2 separate regions of the Homo sapiens genome follow, and region 1 is linked to region 2. A link is a loop called in an ENCODE intact Hi-C map of the cell type or tissue named here. Cell type or tissue: endothelial cell of umbilical vein. All regions are shown on one strand. Links, peaks and the distances in the headings refer to the core of each region. The heading gives the core; the rest is flanking DNA. Region 1 overlaps EPB41 (erythrocyte membrane protein band 4.1). Region 2 has its middle 20 kb from the start of EPB41.

Region 1 (8,337 bases), core at 127-8,126, 140 kb before region 2:
TCTCTTATTTTGATGCAATGGATTTAAATATGCCATCCTACAAGTAAGTATACTGGCTGCAGCTGAAATCTATACCACAGTTATTAGACATTCAAAAATCACTTTTTTACTCCTCCTTGCTCTTTTTAAAAAATTCTACTTTTGTGGTTTGATTTTAAAGAAGGAGAGATGATGAAAGCATAAATAAATGTGTTAATGCCAATAATTAAGATTCTTTAATTGGGTGTAAAATGTACCCTCATGTTTTATTTTGAAATAATTGAAATATTAATTTCCTTGAATTTTCTTCTCGTTGACTGTGCTATAGTGCTATTATATGAAAATATAAATAGAAGGAAAAGATATCAGGATTATCTCTCTCTCTCTTTCTCTTAAAGAATCAAGTTTATTTATGAATGAAATGACGTGAGGCCTGGGATTTGCTTCAAAATAATCTCGGAAGTAGGGGGAAGGAGTGGATAGGGATATAGAAGAAACAAGATTGGCTTTGGGGTGATAATTATTGAAGCTGGGTGATAAGTACAAGGGGATTTTATTGTACTGTTGCTACATATGAAATTTTCCATAATAAAGAAACGTTCTTAAAAAGGCAAACTGGGCCGAGTGCAGTGGCTCACGCCTGTAATCACAGCACTTTGAGAGGCCAAGGCGAGTGGATCACTTGTCAGGAGTTCGAGACCAGCCTGGTCAATATGGTGAAACCCGGTCTCTACTAAAAATTTAAAAATTAGCTGGGCATGGTGGTATGCATCTATAGTCCCAGCTACTTGGGAGGTTGAGGCATTGCGCCACTGCACTACAGCCTGGGCAACAGAGTGAGACTCTGTCTCAAAAAAAAAAAAAAGGCAAACTGATAAATAGCCAACTTTCCTTTCAATACAAGTAATTACTTGTCTAAGGTCTGTCTTCTCTACTAGACTGGGTGTTCCACCAGGAGAGAGACTAGAACTATCTTGTAGTATATTCCCAATGCCTAACATGGTGCATACAAGAAGGGTAAGCACATAGAAAATGCTTGGTAAACGAACTCAAGGGGTTAATAATATGGCCTCTTGGCACAGTGGCTCACGCCTGTAATCCCAGCACTCTGGGAGGCCGAGGCGAGCAGATCACTTGAGGTCAGGAGTTCGAGACCAGCCTGGTCAACGTAGTGAAACTCCATCTCTACTAAAAATACAAAAAATAGCCAGGCGTGATGTTGGGCATCTGTAATCCCAGCTACTTGGGAGGCTGAGGCAGGAGAATCACTGGAACCCAGGAGCAGTGAGCCAGGATCACAGACTGCACTCCAGCCTGGCAACAGAGCAAGACTCCATCACAAACAAACAAACAGCAGAGGAAATACTTTCTTCTGTCTTCTGATTATCGGGTACTATTGGGCTTCAAATATGGTTCTGTGTGCTCCCTTTCTGGGTTTCATTAGAGTGAAGCTAACAATCAGCTTCAAGGTTGGCCAGGCACGGTGGCTCACACCTGTAATCCCAGCACTTTGGGAGGCCGAGGTGGGCAGATCATGAGGTCAGGAGATCGAGATCATCCTGGCTAACACAGTGAAACCTCGTCTCTACTAAAAATACAAAAACAAAAACTAGCTAGGTATGGTGGTGTGCACCTGTAATCCCAGCTGCTCAGGAGACTGGGGCAGGAGAATTGCTTGAACCCAGGAGTAGGAGTTTGCAGTGAGCCGAGATCCGCCACTGCACTCCAGCCTGGGCGACAGAGCGAGACTCTGTCTCGAAAAAAAAAAAAAAAAATCAGCTTCACATCTTTAACCTTATAGTATAAAAGCTCCACAAAAAGTAGTCAAGCATTGCTTAGAGAAATTCCATGTGGAAAAAAAAATTAGCAAAAACAAAAAAATAAAAATTCCGTCCGGGCACAGTGGTTCATGCCTGTAATCCCAGCACATTGGGAGGCCAAGGCAAGTGGATCACCTGAGGTCAGGAGTTTGAGACCACCCTGACCAACATAGTGAAAGCGTGTCTCTATTAAAAATACAAAAAATTAGCTGGGCATGATGGCGGGTGCCTGTAATCCCAGCTACTTAGGAGGCTGAGGCAGGAGAATCACTTGAACCCGGGAGGCGGAGGTTGCAGTGAGCCGAGATCGCGCCACGGCACTCCAGCCTGGGCAACAAGAGCGAAACTCCGTCTCAAAAAAAAAAAAAAAAAAAAAATCACACGTGGAGGTAAGTGAGGGTAACTCCCCTTAATCGGACTGACTTTAGCTACAATTAATGCAATCCCAGAGTCCCTGGTAAATACAGGTTCCCATTCCTTACTCCTCTCTTCCTTCTACCATACACAGACAGGTGCTTTGGAAATGTTGAGGCATACTTTTCAACCCAAAGGGAGAGAAATGGATTCATTTTGTCTTGCTTAAGATGATCTCACCTGAGCTAAATAAAAGAGTGCCAGTCATACAATGAAAGGAATTTTAATAGCAGGCTTAAAATAGAAACGTTATAAATAATTTATCCTTGAAAAATACTTAAGTGAGAATAATACCTGAAAAACGTGTGATGTTCTACACAGACTTTCCATAATTTCTTAGCTGCTCGGTAACTGGGAAGTTTGAATCCGATGGTACTTTCATACTGCTCTTGCTACAAAAACACAAATAAACATGGGACATGAAGTATTACATGTGATACAGTACCAGATTACAGTGATACAGTACCAGAGAAATATGGTGCCACAGAAGAGGCCATTGTTACCAATTTAAGGACATAAAATGTCATTTGGAATTTTTTCCTACTTACTGAAAGAAATTCACTCACTGAGGGTGGCTTTTTCCAAAGCAAGAAAGCCAGGGAATGCATCTCATATAATTTAAGCTTTTTTTTTTTTTTCCAGAAAACACACACACATTCATTATACATTTTTCTGAGACACAATTAAGTCACCTCTTGATTGTCCAGACACTGCTTTTCCTTAGTCACTATCTGCATTTGGGACACTGTTCAATGAACAGGGAATGGGATATTGACCAAGTCCTCCAATCAATCAATATTATTATGCAATAGAAATTAGTAATAGGAGCTAAAGATTTTAGTTCAAGCCAGATTTTTAAATCAATTTTTTAAATTGACAAATAAAAATTGTACATACTTATCATCTACAACATGTTGTTTTGAAATATGTATACCTGCCAGGCACGGTGGCTTACGCCTGTAATCCCAGCACTTTGGGAGGCCGAGGTGGGCAGATCACAAGGTCAGGAGTTCAAGACCAGCCTGACCAACATGGTGAAACCTCATTTCTACTAAAAATACAAAAAAAATTAGCCGGGCATGGTGGCACGCGCCTGTAATTCCAGCTACTCAGGAGGCTGAGGTAGGAGAATCACTTGAACCTGAGAGGTAGAGGTTGCGGTGAGCTGAGATGGCGCCACTGCACTCCAGCCTGGGTGACAAAGCGAGACTTCTTCTTCCAAAAAAAAAAAAAAAAAAAAAAAACAACAAACAAACAAACCCAAGAAACACGTATACATTGTGAAATGGCTAAATTGAGCTGATTAACATATGTATTACCTGACACACTTATTATTTTTTTGTGGTGAGAAAACTTAAAATCTAGTCTCTTAGCAATTTTTCAAGAGAACAATACATTGTTATTAATGATAGTCACCATGTTGTACAATAGATCTCTTGAACTTATTCCTCAGATTCTTGAATCATTAAATATTTCTTTTTTCCTTTGATTGATCATTAATTTATCTAGATTCCTCTTATACTGAAGCAAAACATATTCTCCCAGGGTTACTAGAAACACTGTCCTGCTGACCTCTTGCCTCTTTATTTCTACTTTAAGCATATTTTATAAGATGGAAAGGAAACTGACATTTATTTTGAGTGCCTACTATTGCCAGTAACACTATGATTAGATAATATCATCTATATTTTTAGACATGAAGAAACTGAGGTCAGAGAAGTTATTTGCTCAGACTGACAGCTATGAAATGACAGAACCAGATTTTTACCCTCTTCACCATACCATGCCACTGCTAAATCATCTACTGCTGCCACAATACTTTTTCTCAAAATCCTGTTGTTCCTGATTGCCTTCTAAATAAGAATTCTACATTTTTAGAAGCTAAGGATTTCCCATTTTCATATTAACGTGTGTGAGGGATGAGATTCTAATTTGCTGTTATATTCCTAGTCCCTAGAATAGTGTCCAACACAGGAAAGCTCTCAATAAATATTTGTTGATTGAATAACTCTTGAATTTGAAATTTTAAGGGAAGACACTGACTGCTCTGTGCTAGGCATAGGTAAAATAATTATGGTACAAAATAAATGCTTCTATGGTAATCCCTATCCAAGATTTTTAAGGCTCCACATCCAGAATTTGCAGGCACAAATAATTAGCCATTATTCACCAGCAGATGGTGATATATACACACAAAAGCCACCTTAGGTTAGTATCATTTCCTATATAGAACTTACACAGCTGTCATCTCATTTGATCTTCAAATAACTATGATGGAGAAGGTATTATCCTGCCCAAATGACAAGGAAGCTGAGCCTTAGATTTGTCCAGGTCTTTTGCTTAGTATGTGGCAGAAAAGAAGTCAGAACTTTTTAAAAAACTTTAATTCCTACTTAAACAATTTTATGCTATTCCATAATGGCTCTTCAATACAAAAGTTAAATTTGGCCAGCATTAGTATATCCCCAAACCAACTAATAAATGAATTAACTGGTACAAAGTTGAACATCCAACTCTTATTAAAAATCTAGAACTTGGCCCTAGAACTCACTCTCAGTAACCACGAGAAGCTATGCATACAAATAAATTTTAATTATATGAGATAAAGGATTGGTGATGCCAAACATGAGTAATTTATCCCTATAAATAATTTTAAAATCTCATGCTACTCAATTTAAAAATATTTTTCCATTAAGTTTTTGCTTGGCGTAAACAAGGAACAAATGTATCAGTCCAAGTTTAACTTTTTGCAATGGTATATTTACTTACAAAAAGTGAAATGTCCAGAAGACCAGTAGTAAGGAAAAGAAGTAGCATCACAGGACTGATCAACTTAGAAAACGGAATTATCAGCCCTTCAATAGTTAACTATAGAGAGACTTCTCAGATGACTTAATAAGGAAAATGGAAATGTAGATATTTCAGATACAGACTGTGTCTGGTTTGGGAGGAAGGAAATATAAATTCTGTACCTCTCCAGGCCGAATCTTGATGAAAAAGCTACTACGTTTATAAGAAATCTTCAGCACTTTGGGCCAAGGGAAGCGGTTAATTCTCAGCTTATCTTTGTAAACCAGAAGGCCACTAGAGCAGACACCTAGGATGATATCTACTCCTTCCAAGTCCTGAAAAAGAAAAATGTTAGGATTTCAGTCTGGAGCAAAGTACTCAATACACTGTTGACTATTACTAGATAATCTGAAGATAACAACCAAAAACAGTTACAAAACATACAATGAAAAATAAAGCTCAGCCTAACAGTTATAATTTATGGACCTATTATGTTTAAATCAGCAGTCATGACTTCCTGGAGAGCAGGGCTTAGAGCTATGTATACTACCAAATATACACGCACAATTATTAATTCTTGTTTTTTTATGATAAAGTGTTAACAGCTCCAGAAATGATGTTAAATGTAGGAGTTGACTCTATTCCTATATAAACTCAGCATAAGACAATCTTAGGTTCTTAAAATTGATGTTAAGTATATTAAATTAAAAATATGATCCCTAAGTCAAGAAGTTACATTAAGGCACAATGAAATCATATTTATATGCCTCTTTATTAAAGACAACTTTAAAAAATTAAATATGTAATATTAATCATCTATGTCTATAATTCAAAGAAAATAAATTTCACCTAAGTTAGTCCCTACAGCTAACAGTTTGTTTAGCTAAGTAATCAAAACACAAAGTTAAATGCTTCTTGACTACTCTTTCCCCCAAAATGAGTATAGAGAAATATATTAGTGCCTACACGTGTTATAACAGAGAAGCAGGAATTACATACAGTTCCAATTCAGTGACTATGTAACTGAGAATTTCCCAGAAGATGCCCTCTTAAATTTTTAAAGCTTGTGGGTATAACTACATTTCACTTTGGAGAAACAATTTGCTTTACAATATTTGGGAAGGGAACATGCTGCCTGACTCCATCAATACCTGAATTGACACCAGCTTCCAGCAGGAATTGTGAAGCAAAATCTAACCATTTCAGTTTTAGAAACATACCTAATCTGATGTACTGATCTTCCTACAATATACTTTAGAGATTCATAGAAGTTGTAGTACCCAGCCCAAAATAATCCAGAACAACTTTTTTCTTTTTTTTTTTTTTTTTTAAGACAGAGTCTCAACTGTCACCCAGGCTGGAGTGCAGTGGTGCAATCTAGGCTCACTGCAGCCTCTACCTCCTGGGCTCAAGCAATCCTCCCACCTCAGCCTCCTGAGTAGCTGGGACCACCAAAGGCACGTGCCACCATGCCTGACTAATTTTTTGTATTTTCTATGGAGACGGGATTTCACCATGTTCCCCAGTCTGGTCTTGAATTCCTGAGCTTGAGCGATCGGCCGCCTCAGCCTCCCAAATTGTTGGGATTACAGGTGTGAGCCACCACGCCTGGCACTGGACCTCCCCAGCAACTTTAGTAGCTGAAGAAGAGAGAAGTAAGGAGACTTTCCTTAAGGATTCATTCTGTTAGGCTGTATTAGGTAGAACTAGGATTAAAGCTCAAGTTTCCAGGGCCCTACCCAAGTGGTTTTTGAATGAGCCACTGTGGTTCATTCAGTGTGCATCAGAACAACCTGGAGAACTTAAAATGGATTGCTGAGCTCCACCTCCAGAGAGTCTAACTCAGCAGGCCTGGGATGGGGCCTGAAATGTGCATTTCTAACAAGTTCCTAGGTGATGTTAAATGTTGCTGGCTCAGACACCATACTTTGAGAACCACTACTCTAGGCCAGTGGTTCTCAGATTCAGGCATGAATTAGAATCATTTGGGTGCTCATTAAACCAAGACATTCTAGAACCTCGCCTCCAAATTAATTCCATACATCTGAGAGAAGCTCAGGGATCTACATATTTAATGAACATCCTCAGTGATTCGATGTAGGTGATGCTGGCTGTGAAACAGGACTTGCTGCCCACTGCTCTATATTTTCAAATGTTACTGCATGTTAGGAAAATCAATTTCTTTTTCTCTAGGGGCTATCTTTTGATCTTAACAGTAGCTTGGATATGAAACTTTATTCTGAGGGTGGAATTGCTATGGGGCAAATTCAATTGATACAGTTGACTGATTTAACTGATACACTTAAAATGCTAACAAGAGGCCGGGCACGGTGGCTCACGCCTGTAATCCCAGCACTTTGGGAGGCCGAGGCGGGCGGATCACGAGGTCAGGAGATCGAGACCACGGTGAAACCCCGTCTCTACTAAAAATACAAAAATTAGCCAGGCGTGGTAGCTGGCGCCTGTAGTCCCAGCTACTCAGGAGGCTGAGGCAGGAGAATGGCGTGAACCTGGGAGGCGGAGCTTGCAGTGAGCCGAGATCATGCCACTGCACTCCAGCCTGGGAGACAGAGCAAGGCTCCATCTCAAAAAAACAAAACAAAACAAAAAAAAGCTAACAAGAAGTACTATTTCTCTCTCTTTTTTTTTTTTGAGACGGGGTCTTGCTCTGTCGCCAGGGCTGGAGTGCAGTGGCACAATCAGGGCTCACTGTACGCTCGATCTCCTGGACTCAAGTGATCCTCCCGCCTCAGCCTCCCCAGTAGCTGGGACTACAGGCATGAGCTGCTGTGCCCAGTCTACTATCTCTTTTGAATGTTTTAAAATACCCCAGATGTTGTTAAAAAGTATTATATGACACAGATGTGATACATACATAACAGACATGTATCATATAATATCTTCCACATGCATATTAATAAAGGGCAAAGTTATCATTACCTTTGCTTTATGAAGATCAACTCCATACATAGACAACTTTTTGGCATTCTCAAGAAACTCCAAGTCAGCCTGAGCTGGAGTCATGGACCTTTGATAGAATAAAAACATAAAATTCTTTCAGTGTTATAGTGTCATCATTTACAGTAACATTTATATATTCACTGTATTTTAAACACATGAACATATACATACCACTATATTAAGATATATTTCCTAGTCCTGAAAGTAGGTTATTATGGAACAGAACCCATCACTGCCTGTATCTAAATAATTAAAATATACCTTAGAAAAAGACAATGTGAGCAAACAAAAAGTCACCAAAAAGCTGCAAAAAAAATTTTTTTAATCCTACTAAACAATTTCCTTAAAGCTATTTCATCTATCATTAGTTCTG
Region 2 (8,337 bases), core at 197-8,196:
CAGCCAGGTTATTGACTCCTGAGAGAGGCAGCCACTTGATCTGGCTGGGGTGGTGAAGATGAGGGGAGAAGGTGGGAACTCAAGGGGAGGAGCAGCATGGGAAGGTCCTGGTTGTCTCTCTGAGCAGAACAGGCAGTTGTGAGGGTGCAGGAAGGAGAGGGGAGCCAGTGACATCCCCAAAGGTCTGCCTGACGTGGGCCCTACTTCCCTGACCAGCCTCATCTCCTGTCACTGCCAGCCTTTCCCTTTGTGCTCCAGCCACACCAACGACAGTGCTCATCTATCCTGAGCACAGTATGCAGTCTTGAGCCTTTGTACATGCCATTCCCTGTACCTAGAAAGTTGTTCCTGCCATTGCCTACCTAGAGAGCTCTTACTCATCCTTCAAAGCCCAACCTAGCTCTTTTCCCCTTGATGCCCCTGAGTTAACCACCTGCTCCCCTGGGCTCACTCTGCACATGGCAGTTCGTCCTTAAGGAGCAGGAACACTGAGTGAGTCACCTTTGTGCCCCCAGAACCTAGCCCATCAGCTCTCAATAAATGTTTACTGTCTGTAGTTGTATTTTATCACTGAATCTTCGAGGCAAGCAAAACAGGTTTTCTTATTCTCACTTTCAAGGCAAGGAAAAGGAGGGCAAGAGAGAGGGAGTGATGGGAGTGCCTTCTTTCTTTCCTTCCTTTCCTTCCCTTCCTTTCTTCCCTTCCCTCCTGTCCCCTCCCCTCCTCTCCCCTCCTCTCCCCTCCTCTCCCCTCCTCTCCCCTCCCCTCCCCTTCCCTTCCCTTCCCTCCGCTTCCCTTCCCTTCCTACCTTCCTACCTACCTACCTACAGGGGTTTCACTTTGTCACCCAGGCTGGAGCATAATGGTGCAATCACAGCTCACTGCAGCCTCAACCTCCTGGGCTCAAGGGATCCTCCCACCTCAGCCTCCCAAGTAGCTGGAATGACAGGCACATGCACAACGCCCAGCTGATTTTTGTATTTTTTTGTAGAGATGGGGTTGCTCCATGTTCCCTAGGCTTGTGTTGAACTCCTGGGCACAAGTGATCCTCCTGCCTCAGCCTCCTAAAATGTTGGGATTACGGGTGTGAGCCACCAGGCCTGGTGATTCCTGAGGTGGCACAGACACTCAGTAACACTGGTAGGTCTAGAACCCAGGGCTTTTCTGCACCACACAGCTCCTGCCTGGCCCCCACCCCAAAGAGGTCTCATCCCTACCAGACCTACCAGGGTCACCACAAGGGACCCCTGAGATAGGAGTGGGTACCCTGGGCCCTGGTGGCCACAGGCCTTGCCCCAGTGTCCAGCTCAGACATAGCTGCTGCCTGGGAAACTGAGGGGAAAGGTAGTGAGAGCAGCTGAATGGCTTTTACCCTCAACCCAGCTCTGCCTCCTCCTCCCAGATATGTCCCTCAGCCAGAGACCCCAGTGGGCCCCATTGGCCCCAGGCCCCAAGATCTCCCTCTGGCCCTCTCCTCTCCTCTCTGGCCACTGCAGTTCATTATCACGCCCTGCTGGCTCTGCCTCCTAAACAGACTTCACATCGCTGCTCCTTATCCCATGGCACAGTCCCCAGCCCAAGATCTCGGCATCTCTCACCTGGACAGTTCCTCCTGCCCCTGTCCCTGCCCCTCCCTGCTTACTATCCAGTGACTCTCCATTGCCATAGGTCAAGTCCTCACTCATTGTCTTGAGCCTGTCTCTTCAGCTGCATTCCCCCAAGTGCAGGCAGTTGTGTACCTTGGCACATGCTGTTCCTTCCACTAGGAATGTCTTTTTTCCTGCCCTTTGCATAAGAACACCTATTCAATAAAGGTGGAGTTGGTGATTTCTGCATCTTCTTCCCAACTAGACTCCGAGCTCCCGGTGGGGAAGGTGGGGAAGGACTACACAGATTCATCTCTGGGCCCCATGCCCAGCACAGGGCCTGACACAGAGGAAAAGCAGATGACTAGAAAAGGGAGGTACATTCTTACTTCCATGAGGCCACCTCCCTCCCTTCACATGCCTTCAGGAGTCTGTCAGACTAGGCTGCTATCCACCACCTGTCCCCAGAAGTTCCCTCCCAGACCTGGTCTCTTTTGTCCCAAGAGGAACATCTTTATAATCCCCAAATAATATTCATAATTATAATAATAACAATAACCATTGCTACTATTTGTTGAATGCTCACCATGTGCCTCACTATTTAATCCTCACAAGAAGCCTAAGAGGTAGGTAGGTTCTTTTATTTTCCCCATTTTACAGGTAAGAAAACTGAGGCTCCAAGAGGTTAGATATCTTGCCTAAGGTCACACAACTGGTAAACAATAGATGCAAGATGCAAAGTCAGGCCTGTCTGACCCTCAAGTGCCAAGCTGTCCAGCCTTCTCCTGTTTTCTATTATCTTTTCTCTTTAAAACTCTTACAGCAGCAGGCCTGGGTGGGGGTGCAGTGTGTGTGCATGAATTTATTTATCCGACAAACACGTCAGTAGCTCCCACCAGCCGTGTACTGGTCATGGGAGATGGACAAAGAGAATTCAGATGTACACTCTACCTCCTTGGGAGAAATATGAGAGTTTCACACTAAGAATTTGGGCCTTAGGGCCGGGCGTGGTGGCTCACACCTATAATCCCAGCACTTTGAGAGGCTGAGGCAGGTTGATCACCTGAGGTCAGGAGTTCGAGACCAGCCTGACAAATACAGTGAAACCCCATCTACTAAAAATACAAATATTAGCCAAGAATGGTGGTGCACGCCTGTAGTCCCAGCTACTTGGGAGGTTGAGACAGGAGAATTGCTTGAACCCAGGAGGTGGAGGTTGCAGTGAGCCGAGATGGCACCACTGCACTCCAGCCTGGGTGACAGAGTGAGACTCCATCCAAAAAAAAATAATAATAATAATTTGGGCCCTGGAGTGAGCAGGCTTGGGTCTGAGCCCCAGCTGTACCCCTAAAGAACTGTGGGATTCTGGGTGACTCACTTGACTTACCCAGTGCCATGAAGCGGGGATAATAATGCCTGCTTCAGAGGGTCTCCTAGGTCACTAGGAGGAATGCATGAGATAATGTGTCTAAAATAGCATATAACCAGCCCAGCCCATAAGAAATAGCCAATAAATGGCAATAATACACATGATGACTAGTGAGTCCCAGGCTCCCTGGGCCACAGTGGGATGTAATTCTTCAGGGCCCTCCCTAGAGTCACCTCAGCCAGAGCCAAATAGCATTATGGATAATAATGCCTAATCCACCTATTTTCTAATTAAACAATTCTTCAAGGGAGGTGTCTTTTAATAACCCTACTTTACAGGTAAGGCAACCGAGGCAGAGAAGGGGTTACAGAACCAAGTCACACAGCGAGAGTGGCAGAGCTGGAACCTCCACTCAGCTCCTCCCACACCAGGCAGAGCCCAGCCCTTATCCCAGGGCCCTGGCCAGTCTGCTGGGAAGTTCAGGGGCTCCTTGGATTCCAGTCCCAGCTGGGTGAGCAGTTAAAAGTAGGAGAAAAAAGCCAGAAAGAGGAACACATAGTCCCCTCCCAGAATCCCAGAATGAGCCCAGGGCTGGGAAGTTACCAAATGGGGCCCTGTGTGGGCTCTTCTCATCAACTCCTTCCCACACCTATGCGGGGAAAGTGTTGTGATATGTACATCACAGATGAGGTCTCCAAGACTCAGGGAAGAGCATGCCTTGTCCAGGGTCACACCTGGACAAGGAAAAGTGGCAGTACTAGAAGGCAGAGTCCCTCCCCATCCCTCCCATTTCTGCCCCAGATCTTCCCAGCTGCCTCTCTCTTCTGATGAAAACTAGAGGCTCTGTCACTCCCTCTCCAGGAAGTCCAGTTGCCAGGCCCCTCTCTGTGCTGATTGATACATGCTTGGTACTTGGCCCCTTACTAAGTTCAGAAGACCCAGAGCTCACTTTACCAGAGCCCTGATCCCCAAGAAAGTCACAGTCTATTGAGCAAATAGGGAATTCACATTCACTGAGCCCCTATCATGCTGGGCCCTTTATATCCATTAGCCATTTAATCCAATACAAAGCACATTGATAGGTATACCATAAACAGTCAATAAATATCTTCATTCCTTTGGAAACATTCAGTGAGCACCTACTACGTGCTACTATACCCTAGGCGCTGAAGATACAGCACCTGGTGAACAGATGAACAAAAATCCCTGCCCTTGTGGGGCTTACATGAATAAAAGAACAAATATACTTGTGTCCCATAAGTATTCATATTCTTATTTTGCAGACGTGAAACTGAGATGCAAAGAATCACCCACCTGTATGCAACAGAAAAAGGATTCTATTCCAGCCCAGTCTGCCCCAAAGACCTTTGCATTGTATCATGTGACCAAAAAATCAGCACCCAGTGTGTTTAATTGGTAGGCCCTGCTTATGGTAGGATCCTAAAATCACAGAGTGCCCTCTCTCAGCATTTCCACCCCTACCCCCGGGCCTCTCTTTACGCCTCCCAGTGGCCTCAGAGCCACAGGACATGCATTAAAATCAGCTCATGTGGCAGTCATTAAGTCAAACCATTACTCACCCAGAAGCAGCCGTCGGGGTCACGCAGCCAGTCCAGGAGAGGCCATGGAGCCATCACCGCAGTGGCACATGGAAGCAAATGACAGCAGTGAGACACACAGCACAGCCAAAGAAAAAGCCCTTTGGGTCCCCTTCTTCAGCCAGGGCCTGAGCCAGGAGGGAACCCTGCCCTCCCTCTGCCTCTGGGGTCTTGCTGGGGCAGACGCCCTAGTCAGCAATAATCTGATAATCCACCCTCAGCTCATCAGGCCTCCAGGGCCCAGCCCACTAGAGGCAGCAGCGTCCCTGTGAACAAACATTAACTGAGCACCTGCTGTGTGCCAGGTGTTGGGGATACAGCCTGAAGAAGACAGACATGGCCCCTGTACTTATGGAGCTTACAATGCAGTGAGGAGACAATCATGTAAATAACTACTGAATTACAACTGTGATGATTGTGTCAAGGAGGAGACTTTAAGAACCTGGGCCAGCCGGGCACGGTGCCTCACACCTATAATCCCAGCACTTTGGGAGGCTGAGGTGGGAGTTTTGCTTGAGCTCAGGAGTTCAAGACCAGCCTAGGCAACATGGGGAAACCCCATCTCTACAAAAAATATGAAAATTAGGTGTGTGTGGTGGAGTCCCACCTACTCAGGAGGCTTAGGTAGGAGGCTCCCTTGAGCCCAGGAGGTCAAGGCTGAAGTGAGCCGTGATCACCCCATTGTACTCTAACCTGGGCGACAGAGTGAGACCCTATCTCAGAATAAAAGAACCTGACACTTGTAATCCCAGCACTTTGGGAGGCCGAGGCAGGCAAATCACTTGAAGCCAGGAGTTTGAGACCAGCCTGGCCAACATGGTGAAACTCCGTCTCTCCAAAAATACAAAATTAGCCTGGCATGGTGGTGGGTGCCTATAATCCCAGCTACTCAGGAGGCTAAGGCACAAGAATTGCTTGAACCTGGGAGGCAGAGGTTGCAGTGAGCCAAGATCGCACCACTACACTCCAGCCTGGACAACAGAGTAAGATTCTGTCTCAAAAAAAAAAAAAAAAAAAAAAAAGAACCTGGGAAAATCCTGACTTCACTATTTATGGCTCTACCTTTTGTGACATTGGGGCCATTTGTTTTGTTTTGTTTTGTTTATTTGTTTGTTTGTTTGAGACAGAGTTTCCCTCTTGTTGCCCAGGCTGGAGTGCAATGGCGCAACCTCCGCCTCCTTGGTTCAAGCGATTCTCCTGTCTCAGCCTCCCAAGTAGCTGGGATTATAGGCGCATGCCACCGTGTATTTTTGTATTTTTAGTAGAGATGGGGTTTCATCGTATTAGTCAGGCTGGTCTCAAACTCCTGACCTCAGGTGATCTACCCACCTCAGCCTCCCAAAGTGCTGGGATTATAGGCTTGAGCCACCACGCCTGGCCTCGTTTTTACTTGTCTATGCCTCATTTATTCATCTGCAAACTGGAGATAATATTAGTATCCACCTCACAGGGTTGATGTGAGGATTAACATGGGTCAATACATGTAACACGTCTGGAAGGATGCTTGGCACACAGTAAACCATTCAGAAGCGTTTGCTACTATCATTACAGGGGCTGTTGGCATGGGTTTTGGAGGGACCCAGCATGGGTGAGGGGTACCACCTACCTGACAAAGTTGCTGTAGGGGGTTAATGATACAATGAGAGGTGAAGTTGAGTACAATGCCTGGTACCGGCAACTGTGCAATAAATGGTGGTGTTATTCTTTTTTTTTTTTTTTTTTTTTTGAGATGCAGTCTTGTTCTTATTGCCCAGGCTGGAGTGCAGTGGCACGATCTTGGCTCACTGCAACCTCCGCCTCCTCGGTTCAAGTGATTCTCCTGCCTCAGCATCCCGAGTAGCTGGGATTATAGACGCCTGCCACCAACCATGCCCAGCTAATTTTTTGTATTTTTAGTAGAGACGGGGTTTCACCGTGTTAGCCAGGCTGTGTCGAACTCCTGATCTCAGGTGACCCGCCCACCTTGGCCTCCCAAAATGCTGGGATTACAGGTGTGAGCCACCATGCCCGGCCGGTGGTGTTATTCTTAGGGCTTCTCTCCAGCACAACTCCTGGATAAAGCATCTCAACAGAGGAGCTGTCAGAAATGCTCCCACCACCACAAACACAAACCCGGAACTGCAGCTTTGGACTGAAAAATGACCAGCAACCACATTCTCACCTGATTTTACAAATGCCTCATCTCCTTTAACCTTCACAACAACCCAGGAAGTGGACAAAGGAGAAATTGTTACTATTCCCACTTTAAAGATGAGGACAGTTAGGTGAAGGGACTCTCGTGTGTCCTCAGGGGTGCCACTTCACACCTCCAAGCCTAGTTAAGTGGCCAACCCAGGATTCTAGCTCATATCTGCCTGGATTTTGTTCTCCGGGTTTTCCCTTGGTTTATTTCCCTTCAGTCTCTGGGGTACTGGCTGAACAGCCCCAGACAAGCCTTTGAACCTCTCCAACCTCAGTCTCTTCCTCTGAAATAGCTATCAAACAGCTGGCCCAGGATCCAAGATGTTCCTGACCCAAACTCTTCCTTCACAGACTCAGTCACTGTCACTCCAAGCTCTCCTCTAACCCTTTATCCTATTGCTGACCTCAGCCACTAACCCAGGGGTCAAGGAGTGTCTACACTCATTTAAGTCCATGCTTTACAGATGAGGCAACTGAGGTCCAAAGTTGGCCACATACCCAAGGTTGCCTTTCAGTGCCCAGTCTTGCACCTGGGCAGTAGCTGCGTGGGGCTGCCCCTCTGGGGAAACCCCTAGTGGGCCCTGGCTGACCTGGAGGTTGCTCCCTCTGCCCCTTTCTCTCTATGCTGGCCCCAGGGGCCACCCAACAGAGGCAGCACAGCTTGTTCCCCAGTTCCCCAGCCTCAAGATCCCAGAGCTCAGAGCTTTGCTCCAGCAGGGGTCAAACAGTTCCACAGGTAAGGGCTGAGCAATGTGGGCACCTCAGTACCCGTGGGGTGGAGGCTCCCACTCTTAGTTAGGTCTGGGCTTTGGAGTTGAACCTAAGTTCAAATCCCAGCTCGGCCACTTCCCAGCTTTGTGACTTTGGTCAAGTCTGTTCAGCTCCCTAAACTCCTGCAAAACAAAGATAATATTTCCCTCATGAGATTGTAAGGATTGAATGAGTTAATGCAGCGTATTAAAGGCTTAGAACAGAATGCTGTGCATAGTAAGTGCTTAACAGGCAGTGGCTGTAATTATGATTAGAGAACACGGGCCAAGAACAGGACTTGTGGGCCCGTCATACTCAGCCTTCATCTTGCTCCATCCTATCCCCTCACGTGGAGTGAGAGTAGGGGGTAGACTAAGTCCCAAACTAGGTCCCGAGGCTATAGTAATAGGCGCTGGAAGACCCGTAGAGACTTTAGACTTATCTCCCCTACTCATTTCACAGAAAGGGAAACTGAAACCCAGGGAGCAAAGTGACTAGCCTGCAGACTATAAAGGAGTGGAATCCCACCCCCTTTAATAAATATCAGAATCAGCCAGGCACGGTGGCTCACGCCTGTAATCCCAGCACTTTGGGAGGCCGAGGTGGGCAGATCACCTGAGGTCAGGAGTTCGAGACCACCCTGGCCAACATGGCAAAATCCTATCTCTACTAAAAATAAAAAAATTAGCCAGGCATGGTGGCAGGAGCCTGTAATCCCAGTTACTCAGGAGGCTAAGGCAAGAGAATCGCTTGAATCCAGGAGGTGAAGGTTGCAGTGAGCTGAGATCATGCCACTGCACTCCAGCCTGGGCAACAGAGTGAGACTCTGTCTCAAAAAAACAAAATAAAATAA

What was found. Peaks named below come from ENCODE experiments on the same cell type or tissue, not always from the same donor. Only the 100,000 strongest peaks of a DNase experiment are listed, where the experiment ranks them.
Region 1: a loop joins it to region 2, with 10 times the contacts of the local background. A loop is called at or near these places in 100 of 110 quality-filtered maps.

What each region holds. Positions count from the first base shown.
Region 1 is chr1:29,030,094-29,038,430 of GRCh38, reverse strand. EPB41 (erythrocyte membrane protein band 4.1) reads right to left here. Exons shown (of 21, transcript NM_001376013.1): 8 at 7,944-8,031; 9 at 5,186-5,338; 10 at 2,508-2,605. Among named protein-coding and RNA genes, the nearest start is that of TMEM200B, 90 kb to the left of the region's middle. In endothelial cell of umbilical vein, for the core only: a CTCF peak has its summit at 4,367 (motif pointing right); DNase peaks (open chromatin) are centred at 4,420 and 5,340.
Region 2 is chr1:28,890,036-28,898,372 of GRCh38, reverse strand. It overlaps a transcript of EPB41 not described here. Among named protein-coding and RNA genes, the nearest start is that of EPB41, 20 kb to the left of the region's middle. In endothelial cell of umbilical vein, for the core only: a CTCF peak has its summit at 4,473; no DNase peak of the experiment used is centred there.